Linked DNA regions of Mus musculus: region 2 is linked to region 1. A link is a loop called in an ENCODE intact Hi-C map of the cell type or tissue named here. Cell type or tissue: left cerebral cortex. All regions are shown on one strand. Each heading gives the region's core, and the rest is flanking DNA. Links, peaks and the distances in the headings are about the cores only. Region 1 has its middle 12 kb from the start of Mir680-3. Region 2 holds the start of Gm40385 (a long non-coding RNA gene).

The links. Peaks named below come from ENCODE experiments on the same cell type or tissue, not always from the same donor. Only the 100,000 strongest peaks of a DNase experiment are listed, where the experiment ranks them.
Region 2: it touches region 1 in a loop (3-fold over the local background); 6 of 42 quality-filtered maps call a loop at or near these places.

Annotation. Positions count from the first base shown.
Region 1 is chr12:35,177,897-35,188,562 of GRCm38, forward strand. No RefSeq gene overlaps it. Among named protein-coding and RNA genes, the nearest start is that of Mir680-3, 12 kb to the right of the region's middle. In left cerebral cortex, for the core only: CTCF peaks have their summits at 4,989 (motif pointing left) and 6,564; a DNase peak (open chromatin) is centred at 4,993.
Region 2 is chr12:35,018,043-35,028,708 of GRCm38, forward strand. Gm40385 (a long non-coding RNA gene) reads right to left here and starts at 3,526. Exons shown (of 4, transcript XR_872675.1): 1 at 3,268-3,526; 2 at 1,297-1,354. In left cerebral cortex, for the core only: no CTCF peak of the experiment used is centred there; no DNase peak of the experiment used is centred there.

The DNA of each region.
Region 1 (10,666 bases), core at 1,032-9,031:
GCATAACCGGGTGCCGCTGACTGGCCTGAGAATACACTTTAGAATGGCGGAGTATAGCAGACTTCACACCAGGGAGAGAATATCAGCTGCTCACCACTACCCCTGTTAAGTGGCTTCCCAGTTTGACTGCATTTCCCAAGAATTTCTGCAGTGAGGGTGCCTGTGACAGTTTGTGGAGGGTGTGGGCACAGGAACAAGCTTTGCCTTTCTAGGCTGTCTGACTCAACAACCTCCGGTGCTCACACCTTTCGTTTCCCACTGGTTATAATGAGGGGTGTGCTAAGGGCAACTTTGGAGTCAAGGGATCTGGGGTTGGACCCCTATAAAGAGACAGACCTACACAAGCAAAGAAGGACTGCCTTGGATCCTTGAACCAAAACACATTTGCACTCCTAGTTATGACGATTACCTTGATGTGTGAACACCGTAACAGATCTTAAACGAGAGGAATGAGAAACATGAAGATACATGAACACAGTTTATTCAACAGAAACTACTTAGCAAATGTGTAGAGTTGCATCAGCCTGGAGAAGAGTTATAGAGAGAGGAACTGAAGTGAAATGTGCTGTTCAGGGTGCAGGAAGCATCATCCCATGTCCATAGCAACAACCTTGCTCACCATGCAGATGGATTTAGAGGAACCTTAGTACTTGGCAAAAGTGACAAATACAAATAGGGCACATGAGTGCCTCTGGGTGTTTTCGCCACGCTGGAGATCAAACCCAGGCCTTTGCATGGGTGTGGCAAGTGCTCCATCTCGATGCCCCATTTCAAGTTTAAAGCAAAGTAAAAGTTACAATGTTGGAGACCAGAGCATGGTACCTTTGCAGGAGTGGTGACAAGCTTTGGGGGTCAAAAGGGGTGCTCTCCATCTGGACCAGTTGTGGGAGAGTATGAGAAAGGCCATCAAACTGCTTCCTTCGAAGTCTATATTGGTCCTCCATATTGGTAATAACAACATACTGTACAATCCATTGGTAATAACAACATACTGTACAATCCAGTGGGATAGATTGACAGAGGGATTCTGTCTTCTCCGGTCTCATTTCCTCCCTGAGCACGTTAGGCTGCTACTTAGCTCGGGGACCTGTTTAATGAGGAAGCACTAGACGCGGTGGTTGTGGGGCACAGGCAAGTTTTTGCCTGGAGGATGTCCTCACCTGGGTTCCAGCTCTATTCACCTTTTGAGATCACTGTTAGTCTGCCAGGCTGGATAGGAAGAAGCTGCAGCAAGAGCCACTGTCCACAGCCAGTGAGTGCCGTCAGCAAAGGTGCTTTCAAATTGGCTGCTTCAAAACCCGGGCTGTATGGAAGTTTTATAACTCTCCTTAGCTTTAGACAGGCAAGGTGATGTAGTGGACCTCAGCATCTCAGATGTCTACTCCTCTGAGCCAGTTTTTCAGACTGCTGCCAGCAAGTATATTATTGACAAGAGAACCCAGTGGTTTGACACTTGTCTTCTGCCTGCCCCACTGGGGTTTTTGCTATTTAATTTTTTCACAGCAACTTGCCTGTAAGTGTCATTACATACTAGCAAGCTTAACGGACTGGATTTTTAAAGTATACATTAGCATCTATAAGGATTGTAAAATGAAGTAAAAGAAAATCAACTCAGTTTTATTCAGTAAACACACACACACACACACACACACACACACACACACACACACACACACACTTCTTAAGTATTTCCAAATGGTAACTTTTCTCATGGGAAGACAAAAATGATTAGGGATAGTTATATACGTTTACATGGAAGCTAAAAAGCTTGACCCCTGAATTATTCTCTTTCCTGGCTGTATGGGCTTGTTTCATGTTTAATTCACCACATGTTCTTCCATGTCCATTGAGGCCATTTAGATGCTGGGGACCATGGCAACGCCACCGTGGGCACCTGTGCACCAGTTCACCTGCAAGGATTTGTATCTGCTTATTTCCTATTATCCCGCGTTCACTCTCAGTCATCAGCTGCCCCAGTCCTCTGAGGAACGGGATTGTTGGGTTCAGCCCCCTGCCCCCACCTCTGACCCCAGTGCTGGAAAACTGCTTTGTAAAGGATATGACATTCCCATCAGCAGTGTATAAGTTTCGCTCCTCTATGCATTTTTCAAGCATGTATGCCTTAGCACACCATCCTGGTGGGGAGCAAGTGGTACCCCACTTATATTTTCACTGATGAGTAAGGATATTGAATGTCTTTTCAAGCTCGCTGGTCACGATTTCAAACTCTTGCCCAATGTCAAAATCATCATTGCTTCCCTACTCTCTGTGTCTAGTTCTTTCTAGATTCTAGGTAGTAGACTCATACACATTTTAAGTATTGTCTCCAACTCTGTAGGTAGTCTTTTAAAAACTTTTTTCCTAATAGTTCATTTCATAGTGCATATGAATTTAATTTTGGTCAATACCCATTTTTGTATTTGTTCCTCTTGTTTTCTCTGTCACACGTAAGAAACTATTGCTTAATTCAAAGTTGGGCTGTTTCCAGCAGCACTTCCCAGCCAGATGTTTTGTCCTCCTGTACATTCAGCCATTGTGTTCTCATCCATTCTCACTTACATTTTTGTGATGGGAACATTCTTTTGTCCATGGATAGCAGTTGTCTCAGCTGCATTTGTCGAAAGCTCTCTTCTGTTGTGATATCTTGGGATGCTTGTCATAGACCAATCGATCATAAATGCTCAGATTTATTGCTGGACTCTTTGCTCTATTTATCTCTGCGCATGTCTGTGCCTATATTGTACAGATGGATCAGTGCGGCTCTGCACTGAACTGTAAAGTTGTGTTATGATCAGCTCCGTTGTCCTGTGTCTGACTACTAAGTGTTGAATATCTGTAGCGCCTCTGAAAGCAATAACTAACTGAGAGTTGGGTATGGGTAGGAACAGGGTTGAATCTGGAGGTCACCTTAGGATACCTAATGGTTTTTACCAGTTTGTAAGATCTTAGCAAATGTCTTCGAGTATGTGAACCTGAAATTCCTTCCTACTTCTTTTGGTTTCCTTCGTGTCTTTCAATGCTATGTTATAATCCTCAGCGCACACATCTAGCAGATTTTATTTATCTTACATGCATGTGTGTATGGTGTGATTTTGTGTGTGCAGGTATGCACACACATATTGTGGGCATGTTTGTAGAGATAGGAAGATAATCTTAAGTGCCATTCCTTCAGAGTCACCCACTTGAAAATAAGACATTGTAGAGGGATCAAAAGCTCTCAGGGGTTAAAGTTCTTGCTGTACAACCTCAAAGACCAGAGTATTTGATCCCAGAGCCTCAAATCCCTGAGTATCAGCTGCATACATGTGACCCCAGTTACAAGCAGGGGTGGAGTCAAGAGGATCTGGGGTTTGTTGGCTTTTAGGCTAGCTGAGGAAATGAACCCCAGGGTTACACAGAGACTTCCTATGTCTTTAGGTTTCTTCAGAGTTATTGCCTCAATGGAATAGGTGGAGGCCGATAGAAGAAACCCAGTGCCCTCTTTTTTTTTTCCTATAAGTATGCAGGTGTGCATGCTCACCACACACATTTTAAAGAAGTTATTTGTATGTGGGGAATGGTATGTGTATGCATTCGTGGTGTATGTGTGGTACGTGTGTGTGTGTGTGTGTGTGTGTGTGTGTGTGTGTGTGTGTGTGTATGTGTATATGCATACACATGGAAGCAAGAGCAAGCTGGTTGTATTTTCTATCACTCCTTACATTATTGCTTTGAGAAGTGGGAGCCCACTGACCTGGCTAACCTGGCTCTATAGAAATCTCCCAAGATCTCCCTGTATGCACTCCAATCCCAGAGGTCACAGACATATGACCTCCAGGTTTTGTTTGTTTGTTTGTTTGTTCGTTTTGTTTTGAACGTGTGTGCTGGAGATTTGAGCTCAGGTCCTCAAGTCCTGCAGTTTGCTCAGCAATGCTCTTACCCACTGAACTCATCTTCCAGGCCTTGCACTTTGTTTTTGAGACAGACTTTCTTACTGAGACCTGGGACTCACCAATTTGTGTAGGCTGGCTGCACAACCAGCCCCAGGCCTCCTGCTATCTCTGCCTCCCCAGCCCGTGAGACTACTCCTACCTGCTACCACACCAGCACTTTAGGTGGATACTGGGGCTCCGACTCAAGCCCTCACGCCTGTTCAAGCACTTTACTGACTCAGCTCTCTCCACAGCCCTTAGCAGACTTTTTTCTACTTAAAATGTCCATATTGGCTTTGATGCTATTACAAGTGGAGTGTTAAAATTTTAGTGAGAATATTATATTTTGTCTAAGAATTAACTTTCATTTTGAGTGGAGTTTTCCTCAAGAATTTGTTCTCAAATTACTTTGTGGCATAAAGAAGTTTGAGAGAATAATCCAGGTCACGTGAGTGCTTCATCTCCTTTGAGTTGTACATCTCTGATTCGCATTTCTTCAGTGCAGGTATAGCAAGGAGCCCTCTGTGCTATTACACTGTAGGAAAGACACACAAAAACATTTTTTCCTCCCAAATAATCATTTTGGAAATCCTTTTCCTTCAGGTTTTAGTCATTGTAATTCTGAAGTTAAATGAATGGCTTTTCTTTTACCCAAACTGTTATATAAGTTTCTTCTATGAAATATACCTTAGATGTCTACATACCCTGTAATGCTCCAGGGAATCTGTCTTAAGTATTTCCTGTCTCTTATGAAGTAGGACAACTTTCAAAATTCGAAAAATAGGTATTAGAACAGCAATGAGCACTCTCGTTTAAATAGCCATCTTTTCCAGGCAGGGCCGGGGCTTGAGAGTGAGGGAGAATTTGTGGCATAGCTGGTTTCATTCTATGAGTTTCAAAGAAGACAAAAATTACCTTTTGCTCAGATTTTCTTTACAAAGTGACAGGGGCTCACCATAACTGAAAACTAAGATTCTTAGTTTTTGGCCTGTGCTGGGATAAACAGTTGAGGGAGCCAGCTAGCCTTCTACTGTCCCTTACACCGGAAGGCTCCAACTGTTAAGCAGCACCCCCCTCTAGTGGCCAAATCGAAAAAGACAACTCAGTGTAATGGCTTGGTCTGTTCCCAATGGAAACCTAAAGTTTGGAAACACCTTGGTCTTTCACATATTGCCAACACAAGTTTTCACAGTGACTCCGATAGTCAGCTCAGATCCAGAACATTCCTATGTGTTCACAGTCACAATCTCTTTCCCCTTTCTGCTCCCAGTGTTAATATTGCTTAGATTTCTAAATCTTGGATGTGTCGCACAAAATGTGACTAAACATCAGCTATGGCTTTGTCTCCGGCAAGAGCGCTCCCACAGCAGGAGAAAAGGGAAGACTCTGAGAGAATGGGTGCGACTCTTAGCTTCATTTAGGGCAGTAGTTCTCAACCTTCCTAACGCTGCAAACCCTTTAGTACAGTTCCTCGTGTTGTGGTGACCCCAAATATAAAATTATTTCTTGGCTTTTATAAGTTTGCTACTGTTATGAAATGTAATATAAATATCTGACATGTGATCCTCCCCAAAGGGGTCGTGACCCACAGGTTGAGAATCACCGCTTTAGGGCTCGTGAAACCAGAGGCCCAGAGACCAAGCAGCATCAAAACACGTGACTGTAAATCATGGTCCTTGCACCCAGGACAGACTTGTTCTCAGGGCAGAATGTGACAAGCTTTAAAAGGTCGCTTAGGTAACCTTTCTGTCTTTCTGATAGGTCGGGACTTAACTTGACCATTAAAAGAGGTTTTGTTGTTGACGCTCGTTTATGTGTGTAAGGGGGTTGGGTGAGACGGACGTCACATGGCCACCAGTGGGGAAGGACAGCTTTCTGAATTGGTTCTCTCTCCCACCATGTGTGTCCCTCGGATCCACTTTGTGTCAGGCTCTGTGGTAAGCCTCCTTGCCTTTGCTTGCTGAGCCATTGTTTTTGTTTATGTGGTTTGTCTTATTGTCAGCCGACTGTGATGGCACGTGCTTAGCACCCTAGGACTCAAAGTGTCTGAGGCAGGAGGAGCTGGAGACCAGCCTTAGGAAAATAGCAAAACACTCCCCCCCCCCCAAAAAAAAAAAAAAAACAAAACAGAACAATCTTTTTTTTTTTTTCACTTTGAAATGTTATGAAACTAGTAAGTCAATTGAATATAGAGTTTGGACAGTAGGGATTATTCCTGCCTAACACACACCCACCTTCAATATGTAAAACAGCGCCATCCGCCGTTGGTACCCACGCCTCATGCTCCACTTCTTTCTCACTTCCATCTTATTCCTCGGGTCAGAGAGCAAGGTGCTTACTTTACCACAATGAGGTGATTAGTGCAGCGGACTGTGTTTGCAAATTGCTCATTGGCAGATGCAATGTTGAAGGGTTGCTTTTCCCTCTTTTATTTATTATATATGTTCATTTTCGCCTTTCTCAGCCTTGGGGGGTCATTTTATAAACTTACCTGTGTGCTTCACTTACTCAGGTCTGAGACAGAATGAATGTCTTAGTTTGTTGTCTCTATGCCCGTGCAGGGCACTCGCTGCAGAACAGAGCTGGCCATTTGCTACAAGTCTGCATGGGCGCATCTGTCCAGAAGGCTCATGTGTGGGAAACTTACTCTCCAGCTGATGGTGCTGTTGAGAGCTGTTTAGATCACATAGCTGAATGGGCTGCTGGGAAATGCATCCTAGTTGCCCAAAGGGTGTGTCTGGGGGAAAGGATGTCCTTGGAGGGAATGAGGGTGTGTTTGGGCCCCCAACCCTTCCTCCCCATCGCCCACTTGTCTGTCTAGGGTGAGACCCTATCCTATGCTCTACGGCATGCTCCCTGCCTAGATGTTCTGTGCTGAGGCCCAGAAGCAAGGCAAACATGAGCACAGACCCAGCAAAGCTTCTCTCAAGCTGCTTTCTGTGTTTGTTGTTGTTACTGTTGTTCTTGTTAACCAAAAGATGAACCCACAGCACAGCTTAGTTAGGAGCCAGAGAGATGGGTCTTGCAGCATGATTAAGTTAGAGCGAACAGGGATGGCTCCTGCAGCATGGCTAGGTTAGGAGCGAGAGGGATGGGTCATTCGAGTTCTGCTGCTGCTGAGTCTGTGTATTGTGACATCGGGGTTGTTACAGGAGGAGGCAAAGGTTTTGTATACACATTTTCTAAATGCATCCAAGTATACATCAGGATCACCTCCTATCATTACATGTTGTACTGTGTATGTTTCAGCTCTTTTTCTTCTACTGACATTGGATGAGTTGCTATTTCTCTGCTTTAGTTTTAATTTTTTGGCTTTGTTGAACTATGGTTGAGACAACAAAATATATTTTAAAATTATCTATTTAGTTAGTTATACGTGGGTATAGCGTATGTGCATATGTTTGGGGAGGAGGGGTAGACATGTGCTACAGTGCACACATGGAGGTCAGAAGTCACTACCTGTAGCAACCAATTTTTCTCCTTCCATTACATGGGTTCTTGGAGATTCAACTCAGGTTGGTGGCAAGTGCCCTCACCACTGAGCTATTTTGCTGGCCAATATATGTCTACAAAGTGAAGTTTTGACGCTATACATTGTGAAATGATTGCTTTAATCAAGCTAATTAGCACATTTATTGTCTCACATAATTACTTTGTGCTTCTGCTTTAGTGAATATGAACTATGGGATGTATACTTGCTTTTGCAGTCAGCCGGGTGTGCGTGAAACCTCCAGAACTTATTCTCTGTCTCTCTCAAGTCTATAGATATTTCATTGATTTTATCACCTACCAATGGTCACTTACATTGATTTCCTGTCTTCTTTTCTAAAAGGTCTTACAGGTATAGATTCTGTGTTGAGAAATCCCCCTCCTATACCATCTTTCTCCTCTTACCCCCTTCCTCTTAATTCCATCTGCAGCATTTATTCTTTTATAACTGAAAGTTTGGAAGCCTTGGAGTCATGGTAGGCAAATTCTATATTTGTACATATGTATAGACATCCATGTATATATGCCTAACTATATACCTGTATATACATAGACATATGTGCATTCATTTATATTTCCATATTTTAGCTGTGCATAACATTGCCATGACTAAGGAAGTACAGTTGTCTCCTGGAGATAGTGAATGGATATGCAACAAGGAGATTACTGGGCTCTGTGAGAAAGCTCTATCTTAATTGTAATCCTTATAGGCTTCCTATAATGGCTATCCCAGTTTCTGTTCCAAGAAATGGCACTGAAGGACAGTCTTACTTCTACCTCCTCGCCAACCCCCAGTAGCCTGTAAACGTTTGACAATGACCTATCTGACAGGTGTGAGGTCATTGTGGTTTGCTTTGCCTTTCCCTGGTGGTTAATGATGCTGAACACCCTTTTATGCACAATCAGCCAGTGACCAGGGTCATAAGAACCTGTGTCAGCTGGAGAGTTTACTCCTATATACTTTGATTTTGATTCCTCTTGAGGCATGTTGGCTCACTTGGTGAGACAGCTTGCATGAACAATGAATAGCAGCTGTAGTTAGGAAAGGATGGGGTCTCAGCACAACTAATAAAAGCTTATCGTCCTTTACAATTACTCGTTAGCAGAGGGGATTAATTAGTGAATTTCCTAAACACTGTTTTGTCGGAGCCCACTCCAGACAAGTGTAGTTTGGGTGGATGTGTGATGCTGTTGGACTAGAAACCAGATCTGGTGTTTAGTTTCCAGCATGTTACTGACTGCATGATTGTAGGTACCATTTGAACTTTCCCCTGCCTCCTTAGAGGTAGTGCTTTCTGCATTCTACCTCAAGTACATTCTAACTGAAATGGAAGTAACTGCCTCTTTTGAACTTACATTGGTGCATACATTTTTGCACAGTAATTTAGGACACAAGTATGAGGCTTTCCTTAATTTATCTTTCACAAAGTGGTAGGTACCTATAGGGGTTGCCAAGAATTCTCTAGAATTGAGAAAGTGTATAGAACAGAACTTCGGTCAAATAATAATGCTTTAGTAACTAGGAGGACAATCCAGAGACAGACTCTCCCAATCTACCTACAAAATTTCAGTCATTGGGCTGTTACTTAGGAGGTAGGCAGCCCAGAGACAGGACCAGATGACTTCTCATCAACAGGTGTTCTTGCCGTGTCAGGTTCCTGGAGGACAGTGCACACATCTTGGGTGCACGTGGGACTCAATGGCAAGCAGAGACTGATTGATAAGAGAAACCTGGGTCTCTTGGCTTGGTCTCTTCCCTGTACACACATCTCTGGGAGTTACCCTTCTGCCAGTGCAGCACGTATTTCTCAGTGATGTCTGCCCCATCCTTTGCAAGCCATTTGTAGTCATTGATCACTGTTGACCTCAGGAGTGACTTTAGAAGGTTTGCTTGCGTAAGTAGTACGAAGAACAATCAAATCAAGTAAAGAGGCAAACAGAATGGGAGCGAGCACTTGCCAAGATACATTGGATAAGAAGTTAATATCCAAAATGTTTGATGCACCTACAATTCAATAGCAAAACAAAAGGAAACCACTGTTACCACCACCACTGCACTGCTTAAAAAGTGATACTAAGCTGACATTTTCTTAAATAAAAAAAGAGAGTTGCAATTATAGAAGAAAAGAAAAAGAAAAGAAAAGAGAAAAGAGAGTGTTTCCTGTTCTTTTTTTGTACTTCTGTGGTGTTGTCTCCCTATTCATTCATTTTCTTCTTGATTTTTGTTTTGTCTGTCTATCTATCTATCTATCTATCTATCTATCTATCTATCTATCTATCTATCTATCTATCTATCTATCTATCTGGAACGAACTATAATCCAGAAGCATGCCTGTGATATGGATCTTGAGGCTGGAAGACACAGATTTTTGGTCCAGAGCTTGAGGTGGGATGACATATGTTTTTGGTCCAGATGGACACACACATTTAATTCAGATCTTGAAGAGTACCCTTAATCTGGGCCATACCATCAGCTGGAGCCTATATAAGGACAAGAAGGAAGGGGTTGATCCTTCTTTGCTTGATTGCACTCATTTTGCCAATTATGCTTTGGTTCTCCAGAGTATACAAAAGACTAGCTGAAACACTCAGCCTTGTGGGAGTGAGCAGGGACTACTAGACTCTTAGACTTTCCGTTCACAGCTGGCAATTTTTGGGTTGGTTGGAATGCAGCATGTAAATATATATATATATATATATATATATATTTGTTATATATATATATGTTCTGTGACTCCAGAGAACCCTGATGAATACACACAGGCTGATGTCATCATTCCTCGTGTGCTCACTGGTTTGTCTTACCTCAGTTTTCCTTTGCTGTCTTTCAGCTCTCAATCTCGAATGAAAATGGCCAGTTCACAAGTCTTAGTTGAAGTATATGTTTGACTGGAATAGAAATTGGGGGTTTCAGGGTAGGCAGGTAGAGACATAGCTTAATGGAATAGCACTTGCCCAGAATGTACAAGGCCCTGAGCTTTGTCCTTAGCACTGGGAAGAGAGAAAGAGATAAAGAAGAGGTGGGTAAAGAAGGGACTGCCTCCATGGTCTGTTATAAGGGACTAAAGGCTTATTGCTAAGCTATCTCCTGAATGTCATTCAATTAGGGTTGTTGTCTGAATAAAACGTTCTCTATTCTAATAGATCATACTTTCCAAAAAAGAAAGAAGCCACAACCAATAGCCTAACTGGATGCATTGATTTAGAGTCTAGACTCACTCGTCTGTATTCTAGAATACAAGGCAGGAATCTGAGATCATCGTAGG
Region 2 (10,666 bases), core at 941-8,940, 160 kb before region 1:
TCACAAATGAACTCGCACAATATGTACTCACTGATAAGTGGATATTAGCCCAGAAACTTAGGATACCCAAGATATAAGATACAATTTGCAAAACACATGAAACTCAAGAAGAACGAAGACCAAAGTGTGGACACTTTGCCCCTTCTTAGAATTGGGAACAAAACACCCATGGAAGGAGTTACAGAGACAAAATTTGGAGCTGTGACGAAAGGATGGACCATCTAGTAATTGCCATATCCAGGGACCCATCCCATAATCAGCTTCCAAACGCTGACACCATTGCATACACTAGCAAGATTTTGCTGAAAGGACCCAGATAGAGCTGTCTCTTGTGAGACTATGCCGGGGTCTAGCAAACACAGAAGTGGATGCTCACAGTCAGCTATTGGATGGATCACAGGGCCCCCAATGGAGGAGCTGGAGAAAGTACCCAAGGAGCTAAAGGGATCTGCAACCCTATAGGTGGAACAACAATATGAACTAACCAGTACCCGGGAGCTCTTGTCTTTAGCTGCATATGTATCAAAAGATGGCCTAGTCGGCCATCACTGCAAATAGAGGCCCATTGGACTTGCAAACTTTATATGCCCCAGTACAGGGGAACGCCAGGGCCAAAAAGGGGGAGTGGGTGGGTAGGGGAGTGTGGGGGGGTGGGTATGGGGGACTTTTGGGATAGCATTGAAAATGTAAACGAGGAAAATACCTAATAAAAAAAAAGAGAAAAAAAATTACCGGGAGTCCTGAGAGGCTGCTGCTCCCCCTGCTGCTTCCCATTCCTGTTGTGGTTTGTCAAGTGGGCGTGACCAAAGAGCAGAGGAGAAGGCCCACTATGTCTTCCTGTTGCCCTTGTTTCTCCTACGTTTACCCCTTCTATAGTTTTCACCATCTGTAATACTCCTGTATTCCAACTGCCTCAAACCGCAGCAGAACAGGCAAAACTGGCACCCGTCTCCCCCTAGGTATTTCTACATGGTTACACTGCCTTCGCTCACTCCATGTACTTTACTATTGTGCCTCATTCACTAAGTCAGCTTGCCTAGCAGTTTCCTGCCGTTTATGATGAAATCGTACAGCCTGGCATAGATACTTACTGTGGGAGAGGCAATAGTCCACACACTTACAGTTCTATCTCATTTCATCTTAGAAGAAAAAAGTTCCCAGAGCAAGATGTTATAATTCCTATCCTACAAATAAAGGAACCTGTGCACAGAGTTGAGTCATTCTCAAAAGAGCACAGTCAACGAGCAGTGAGGTTGGAATCTGAACTCCACAACTACTCCAGAGCAGACCACTTACCAGGCAATGCTGCTACCAGGCCTCTGCAGTCAGCCGACTTTTCTTTTCAGCCATAAATCTCGAAACAAAACAAAACAAAATCAAAATAAAAAATAAAAAAACCATAAGCAAGCCTAGCTCAAGGGTGCTCCAAAAGGATTCTGGAAAGCCAGCCCAACCAGGGATAGTAACAAAGCACCAAGCACTCAGATTATTCCATCACTGCAAAACTGAGCGATGCCAGCAAGGCTGTGGATTAGGGAATCTGGGATTTCAGGGCTGGGGAGACGCCATCAGTAAAGTGCTTGCCTTGCAAATCCCCAGGACTTGCTAGCCAGCCAGCCTCCACAAATTGGAGACCTTGTCTTAAAACTCAAGGTGGATGGCTCCTGAGAAATGTGATCTTAGGTTGATTTTGTTTGTTGTTGTTCCCCACACATATGCATGTGATTTTACACACAAAGAAAAAAAGGGGGGGAAAAAGGGAAAAAATGAAGCTGGAATTCCATTTAAATCCCAGATTCTATAACTTGTGTGGTTCTGTGGTCCCTGGCCACACATGTTCCCTTTTCTCCCTCTAACCAGTGTCACGATTCAAATGCAAGGTGAATCTTTTCCTTTTCTAAGATTGCCTTTTCTTTTATGCCAATTACTATGTCTTTTCTAACCCAATTACAACTTTGGTTGACTGCCACTTGAACTGATAAAGATGCTGAACTCTGGGCCCCGCCTTTTCCCTGTTTAATCTCTTCCAATTTCTCATTCTGATAATTCCTGACTCTAGATAACATCTACTCACCATCAGATTAAATTTTTTGCTAGGCCTTATGAAAAGTAAGTTAATCTGCAGAGTACAAAGGCTATTTTCTATCGGAAGCAGGTGATAAGTAAATTCTATGTCAATACCGCATGCTTAAATGAAATCTTTAGTCTTTGTGAAGTCATACCAATAAGATGACTGTCCAGTCTATACATAAGGAAATGTAAGAAAAGTATATACTTACAATCTGCTGTCTTTCAATTAAGGAATCAATTAGCACATATGTATATACATGGATATGTCATGAGTCATAAATTTGAAGATTCCATGAGATGATAAAAAGTAAATGCCTAGCCTCGTGATAGGCACATGGTACATGTTGTATAAACATCATGTACCCTTCTCATGGGTGCCCTGCAGATGTGTCTATGACCGGACTATTAAGAATGTGACTAGGAAGGCTAGAGATCTGGGTCAGCAGTTAAGAGAGTACTGATCTTGTAGAAAATCTGAGTTTGTTTTTTATTACTGCTATCAGGTGGCTTACACAGTCTAAGTCTCTAAGGGATCCGATGCCTTCTTCTGTACTGAACTAATAGGCACAGACCTACATGCATATTATTTACACATAATCAAAAATAAAACTATAATTTTAAAATTATCTTTAAAATGTGACTAGTATGGCATGTAAAAAAATAATAGGACAAGCCCACTTAGGAAGTGTACATAACTCTGCTTTTCTTTATTTCTTTTTTTTAAAGACTTATTTATAATATTTATAGTAGTACACTGTAGCTGTTTTAGGTATACCAGAAGAGGACATTCGATCCTATTGTGATCCATGATGGTTGTGAGCCACCATGTGGTTGCTGGGAATTGAACTCAGAACCTTTGAAAGAGCAGACACTGCTCTTAACAGCTGAGCCATCTCTCCAGCCCAACTCTGCTTTCCTAATGGATCTTTCCAGATACCGCCACCACCATTGCCATAGGCATTTCAAGTTGAAAGAGTGAAATAAGATATCCTTGTCTGTATTCCTTTCAGTGTTGTTTGCTTTCAATATTTTTGTGTCATCTGTGAAGCATCTCTTCTTCCCACGGAGACATGGAATCTTTTCCATCCCCTTTCGGCTGAGAGCACTAAAGACACACCAGTAGACAGTCCTTCACGATCTCAGGAAAAAACAGGCTCCTCTCTACACTGGTTCAAGCCTGAAGGTTTAAAAACCCACCTTGTCTTTCATCAGCCTGGTTCACGAGAAAGTTGGGCTGCTGCTAAGGGCGTGGTGTCTCCAGAGCACTCTAAGTATCCCTTGGATGGCATCTGTGTGAAGCAGGTCAGCGCTTTCATCTTTAAGAGTGGGTAAACAGGACACAGAGAAATTAAATGATAATGTTGCCTTGCGTCATGAGCTCGCTTGTTTTTGAGCTGACTTCCTGCCTCCTAGCCCCAGCTACAACAAACAACATATCAAAATACTGATCTGTGTATTGTTATAGATCGGTGAGTCATCAGAGCGTCCCGTGCTTCGTGAAGCTGAACTTCACATTTCATGTTCTGGCTGCCCAATTGACCTGCCTTCCCCAGCCCCTGATTTTTCTAGCTAGTTTGTACTTGTATGTTATAAGCCTTGCCTTAAGCTGATTCCCCATTCCCCCCCCCCCTCATTTGGGCTCTCTTGTTTATTACTCACATTTATTACTCCTGGATCTCACAACAAATTGAGACACAAGGGCCCTATTGTAATATTGGGGAAAATCGGATTGTTTTTCTCTCCATGTTCCCTAGCACTGATGCCTAGCACAGCATAGTGACTTCAGAAATAATTTTCAGCTTAAGATGAAAAGATGATACATACATCAGTCAAGAGAGAATATAGTGTGATAGTAAGTAGTGTAGACTTATTGCTCAATGTGATGGTATCTTCATTGTCAAGGTGTCTGGACTGGAATCACATAGGGGACACCTCTAGGAGTTCCTGTGAGGGCATTCCTGAGACAATTAAGTGAAAAAGACCCACCCTGAAAGTGGGAGGGACCATCTGGAGGACTAATGATCCAGACCAAACCAAGGAAGAGATCAAGCTGAGTGCTAATCCTCTCCTCTCTCTGCTTCCTGACTAAATCCTGTGACCAGCCAGCTCGGCACTCCTACGCCACGCCTTCTCCACCGCGATGGCCTGGATGCCCTCCAACCATGAGCCAAAACAAATCTTCCTTAAATTGATTTTGTCAGGAGTTCCGTCACCGCAGCGAGAGAAGCAACAAAAGTACACTCTTCATGTAAATGCCCTCGCAGGTCAGCAGTGGCTCAGTGGTGCAGACAGACAAGGTGGTGCAGGCTGAAATAACTGGGGAATTTCTTTTCCTCGACAATTCTTCTACAAAACCATCTGTGTGATCTGTGAACTCTACAACACTTTTGTGAAAATGTTACCTAAATAATAGTGCTTTTGCGTGTATTTTCCTCAACGTTGCTTTTATCCCTTTCTCTTATAATTTGGATTTAGAATGTCTCCCAAAGGTCCACAGAGTCAATGTATATTTCCCAGCTTAGCACTATTAGAACGCGGTGCGAACCTAAGAAATAAAGCCTACTGGGAGGTTTTAGGACACTGTGATATGCCCCTAAAGGGAATAAGGGGCCCTAGTTTCTTCTCTTGCTTCTTTTTGATAACCAAACATTTGTGGAAAAGGTTTTTCCCATAGACTGGAAGATCCAATCCTGTGAGTTAAAACAAACCTTTTCTCTTCATAAGGTTGATGATTAAAAGTATTTCTTATAGTATCAGAAAATTGACTAGCATGCATATAATATAATATAATATAATAAATATAACTACAATATAATATAACTACATTATATTGTCTACCACAGTTCAATCAAAAGCAATTTGGTAATTTAGACAAGGCAAGGGTTAGAAAACAGTGGGCCCAGCTATCTAATTCTAGCAACAAGGACTACTTAAGGAAGAGAAGAAAGACAGTATTTCATGGGCAAGGGCCATTGAGGGTAGAGAATTACCTAAGTCTGACTGAGGAAGCACGACCAGTAGACCAGAGAGAAAGGTTTAAAAAAAAAAACAACAACAACAACACCCCAAAACAACCCTTGGGCTTGATTTGAACAGAAGTTATCATTTGAACAGAGTCAATGGTACAGTTAGTATAGAGATGGCAAGCAAAACAAAGGCTCATATAACCCAGGATATGCGTAGTATCTAAAAAGATATACAAATACCTGAAGAAACTAATTTGATGATAATCAGGTTCTGGGCTATTGCACAGCAGGTCTTAGTCAATAATTAATGGTATGGGGAAATAAGGGCAAAGACACAATGTGATTGCAGGAAGATTCTAGAAACTGCTACACAAGGTTTCTTAGTACAAGAATAACATGCTAGATGCCCTAGTTTTGGAGGAGGATGAGGTCTGAATGCAAGGGCAGAGTCCCAGTTGAACGAAATGAGGGCAGGAGTAGGCTGCACACATGTAGACAGCTCTGCCCAGTCCTTTTGGGCACTCTTAACTAGCCAGTCCTGTAGTTGACTTCACGGATTACCCTAGATACCTTTTACTGGCTTTTCTTGTTCTGGTGAGAACAGACCAAGGCTTCAGCAATAAGCACCACAAAGAAAAATATTTTCTGTGAATTATTAGAAATCTGAAGTCTTATTAGAAAAGCTTCACTTACATTCATGTTTTAAATAAATCTTACTCAAGTTTTCCTTGAGTTTCTGTGTGATTTCATTTTTCACAGATAGCAGATGTATCTAGGGATCTCTCTTTTGTATGGATGAAGTATGAGGCTAAATTTGTCATTTTTCTAAAATTCTACATTTTAAATATATTTTTCTAAAGAATCTATCATTTCTTCAACTTATTTAAGTTGGCATGGTTTTTCATTTCCTACATTCTATATGTACTTGGACCTATTTCTGGATTTGACATTCTGTTCCACTGGTCTCTCTATTCACGCATCCACATTGCACATTTTTTAATTATAGAAATTTTATGGTATAATTATATCGTATAAAGCTAGCCTCAACTCATTAGATTGTCTTTATTTGGAATATTTGTATTTTTCTATATGAACTTTATGATTAGTCTGTCTCTATCAAACAATAATAATTTCAGATTATTTTAAACATATTAGCTTTGAAGAAATTTGCCCATTGTGTTTTGAGTTTTTCTTTCCATAAACTAGGAATGTCTTTCAACTCTTTCAGGTATACTTTCAGAATATAAGAATGCTTCAAAGCATTTCCTTAAGGAAATTTAGTACATTTTCCCCCTTAAGACCTCTAAAGACTTCATTTCTGTTCTCATTAACTTTTTTCCCTTAAATTACATAACTTAAGTGGTTATTGTTTCTATGGGTGCAAACTATCCATTTTAAGTGACTCTAATCTCTAATCCATTTTAAAAGTTTTACTAACCTCAGCATCATTATGTAGTCTAAATTACCAACATAGTATCTGTAACTAGAGTTTTGCTCTTTTCCAAGTCTTATACTTTTTATTGTCTCTGTTTGGATTGAATTATCTAAAGACTCCAATTCTAGTTGAGTAGCCATGAAGCTAATTGCCACCCTTGCCTTGTTCCTGGCATTGCCAACATTGCTTCCAGGACTTTTTATCTATATTGTATCTGTATCTGTATCTATCTGTATCTGTATCTATCATCTGTATCTGTATCATCTGTATCTGTATCATCTGTATCTGTATCTGTATCATCTGTATCTGTATCATCTGTATCTGTATCTGTACCTGTACCTGTACCTGTACCTGTACCTGTACCTGTACCTGTACCTGTACCTGTGTCTGTGTCTGTGTCTGTGTCTGTGTCTGTGTCTGTGTCTGTGTCTGTGTCTGTGTCTGTGTCTGTGTCTGTGTCTGTATCATCTGTATCATCTGTATCATCTGTATCTGTATCTGTACCTGTACCTGTACCTGTACCTGTACCTGTACCTGTACCTGTACCTGTACCTGTACCTGTACCTGTGTCTGTGTCTGTGTCTGTGTCTGTGTCTGTGTCTGTGTCTGTGTCTGTGTCTGTGTCTGTGTCTGTGTCTGTGTCTGTGTCTGTGTCTGTATCATCTGTATCATCTGTATCATCTGTATCTGTATCTGTATCTGTACCTGTACCTGTACCTGTACCTGTAACTTTACCTGTATCTGTACCTGTATCTGTATCTGTACCTGTATCTGTATCTGTATCTACTTCTATATCCAATCTATATCCATATCCATATCTATATACATTGTACTATGGAAATGTTTCCCAATTTGTAGAACTTTTAAAGTCTAGTCTTGTGTGTAGACTTGGGAGTGAGGATTGGGTATGTGTTTTATACAAACCTTGAGAAGTGATTCGAAGGTAAATTTTCACCTGAGAACAGTTCCTTGTTGTTCAACAGTAAGTTAACCAACTGCACAAATATTCATCACATCACATTTTGTGTAGGACCTCTGCATACAAAGACAGGCCTTTCAGTCTGGAAGTTCATTTTAACAGAGGGCAAAGCCCTCAAAAGCAACGGTGCTCATGCAATCCCTGTGGTGTGGCAAGTATGTGATCAGTAGCATCTCTACCTGAAGTTCAATGTTTCTACAGCTCATTCACAATGTGCTCGTCCTATAAATTGCATCATATAAGTCTATCATCTTCTGCTTTATAAACAATTCCAAACTGGCTTTCATGAATAGTCACTGTCTACATTAGTTTAAATTATTATATCTAAGTAAAATTATAAATTTACTGGGGTAAAGGGGTAGCTCCCTTGGAAAAGTGCTTTACTACCCAAGTGTGAGAACCTGAGTTTGATTACTAGCACTCACATAAAACAAAGCCAGGCTTGATGGTATAGAGTTGTAATCCTTGTGTTAGAGAGTTGAACCCCACATCTCCATGAGCCACTTCGGAAAGCAAGGGCCTGGAACAGGCTATGTAGACCAACTGGCTTTGCACTCACAGAGACATTCTCTCAACTCTCACCACCCAGTGAAGGGGTTAAAGGCATGTTCCTCTATGCCTGGCCATACTTCCCTTTTTGTTGATTATTTCCCTATGCTTGGGAAACTGTACTAAGCCTAGCAAATTGCGTGTCATTTGCTCATACTTTTCTCTGCTACAGTACAAAGGTGACAGCATTCTAACTCTTTGCTGGGTTATCTAGGCATGAATGATGTGTTTCACAGACGCCTTGGTACTCATAAAGCCTTGGGTAATGAGTTACCACGGAGATCTGTGGATTGTTCACTCAAACTCCATCTGCATGTCACAAAAGAATAGCTGGTAACAAACTCAGGGTTTCTGTGTTTGTTTTTTAACATTTGCTTTTTAACATTTGTTTTTATACCCCAACCACCGATTTTCCTTCCACCACCCTTCCTAGTCACCCCCCTTACTTACCCCTCCCCCAGATCCAAACCCTCAGATACATTTCCTCTTCAGAAAAGAGCTGGTCTCTAAGAGATGACAGTCAAACAGGACAAAACAAGATAGAGTAAGACAAGGCAAACGCCTTCCTATTGAGCCTGGGGACAAAGTAACCCTATAAGAGGAAAAGAGTCCCAAAGGCAGGCAAAAGAGTCAGAGATACAGCTGCTCTCACTGTTAGGAGTCCCACAGAAACATTAAATTAACAGTCATAACATGTATGCAGAGGACCTGGCATAGACCCACACAGGCCCCAAGCTTACAGCTTCTGTCTTTGTGAGCATGTGAGACCTGTTGACAACTACAGCCTTAAGCTCAGTTTTACACTTCATTGTTTAGGACAATACTTGTGTCACCGTAAGGTATTTTGTAGAAGACAATTACAAGTGAGTGAGCATCTGATAAAATCAGTGACTTACATAGCACTGTTCCAAACTGTGTTTCTCCGGATTTAACTTTCCCCTTTAAGAGCTGAACCAATAGCATGCTAGTTAGCAAACCTATCACAAGTGCCTACAAGGAAGATTTGAGTACTGTAAGGAATGCTAAGGGACCAATTCCTTCACCTTGCTGTGCCCATACACCTACAGGACTTATTCTCTCTCTGTGCCTCTTTCATCTATGTTTCAATATGGTTTTATTGTTAAGCGTATCTATCTATTAAAGTAGCTAATAGAGTAAGAGAGATTTATGAAGACAAATATACTGCAAAATAGTAGAGCTTTATAAGTCAAACTAAGCTGGATCACCCATACGAACAAGCTTCAGTTGTAGACTTGAAGATAGAATTTCTTTCTTTGTGGCAATTAATGCTCGTCAGATGGCAACTTTTAATGACTTATGTGATTTTTTTTAAGACGTGACACTAAGTTTCAACTAATCATACACATTGAAAGTGGCAAAATTCTTCATAAAATGGGCCAGTTGCTTTACAAGCTTTAGCCTCCCTGTGGTTGTCAGGAGCTGTGCTTATTACTCTAGTTGTCTTCCTGTGAAAAGCCTTAAGTATTTTGGGCTCACTTTAGGTTATTTATAATGTTGTCTCTTGGGTCTGAGGTGGTAGAGTTTTAGTTCTAAAAAAACTTTAAATTCTAAAACAAATTTACTTTAAATGAAAGCACTATATTATATACTATTGTGTGCATTATATTCCAAGGGAGATTCAAAGAATTCTTTTTAGTGCACTAGGTATAGTGAACCCAAACTACAAAGGCTGGCATAATATTGCTCCAGTCAGGTGAGCAGGGCTCACAAAGCCCCATGTGTCATGCTTACCCAAGCAATAAATTACTTTTCAGACAAAAATCGCCCTCTGAAATTGCTTTAGCTTTTCCTGAAGTAAAGGCATTGAATGTGAATGGTTGGGAGCATGTTATTTTGCTTTTTCAAGTTCAATTATTTTTCTGCTTGATAGCTAGCATCACAAGAGAACAAGATAGGTTCTTATATTTTACCATTTTCTCACTCATACTGAGTCCGGTTTTAATTTTTCTTCAATAATGATTCTTCCAATTTCATAACTCGGCCTCTAAGCATAGAAGTCTGTTTTCAAGTAATAGTAAAAAATCTGGGAAACGGGTAGAAGATCACTGAGACTTGTGTCACTGCATAGCACACGCAGGTCTGCCCCAGGTTGCCATCCTCCTGCCCCCTTTTTCAGTGTGCTAGGGTAGCTGAGGTGTGTCATTGCATCTGACTCCTCATTGGACTTTAATACCTAATATCAAGTTATTTCTAAGGATACACAGAAGCTACTCTTTAAAGTTTTAGTGGAATAAAGACACCGATTTCTTGTTAGATGTTCATCTTACTTAAAATTTCATAAATCCAGAGAATAGAAAAAATGCCTATTTTAGAATCTCTTGAGAGATGTGCTAAAAATATTACACATACACAAATAGGCTAGAATGTGAAGAAAGCAAAGAAGATCAAATAAAAACCTAATGTTCCTCTGGGATTTCAAACTTTGAGGAAGGCCTCAAATCTAGGTTAAGAAATCAGGTGAAGACAAACTCAGATCATCCTCAGGTGCCTGTAGTTACTGCTGGACGAGGGCAAAAGATGCTGAGAGAATTCTAGCACACAGAGCTATTTATTTGGTTATTTTGATTCGTGTGAACGTTGGTGAGAGATTATGGATTTATAGTCCTTTCGTGAATCGGATGGTAGCCACAAACCCTGCTCCAGGGC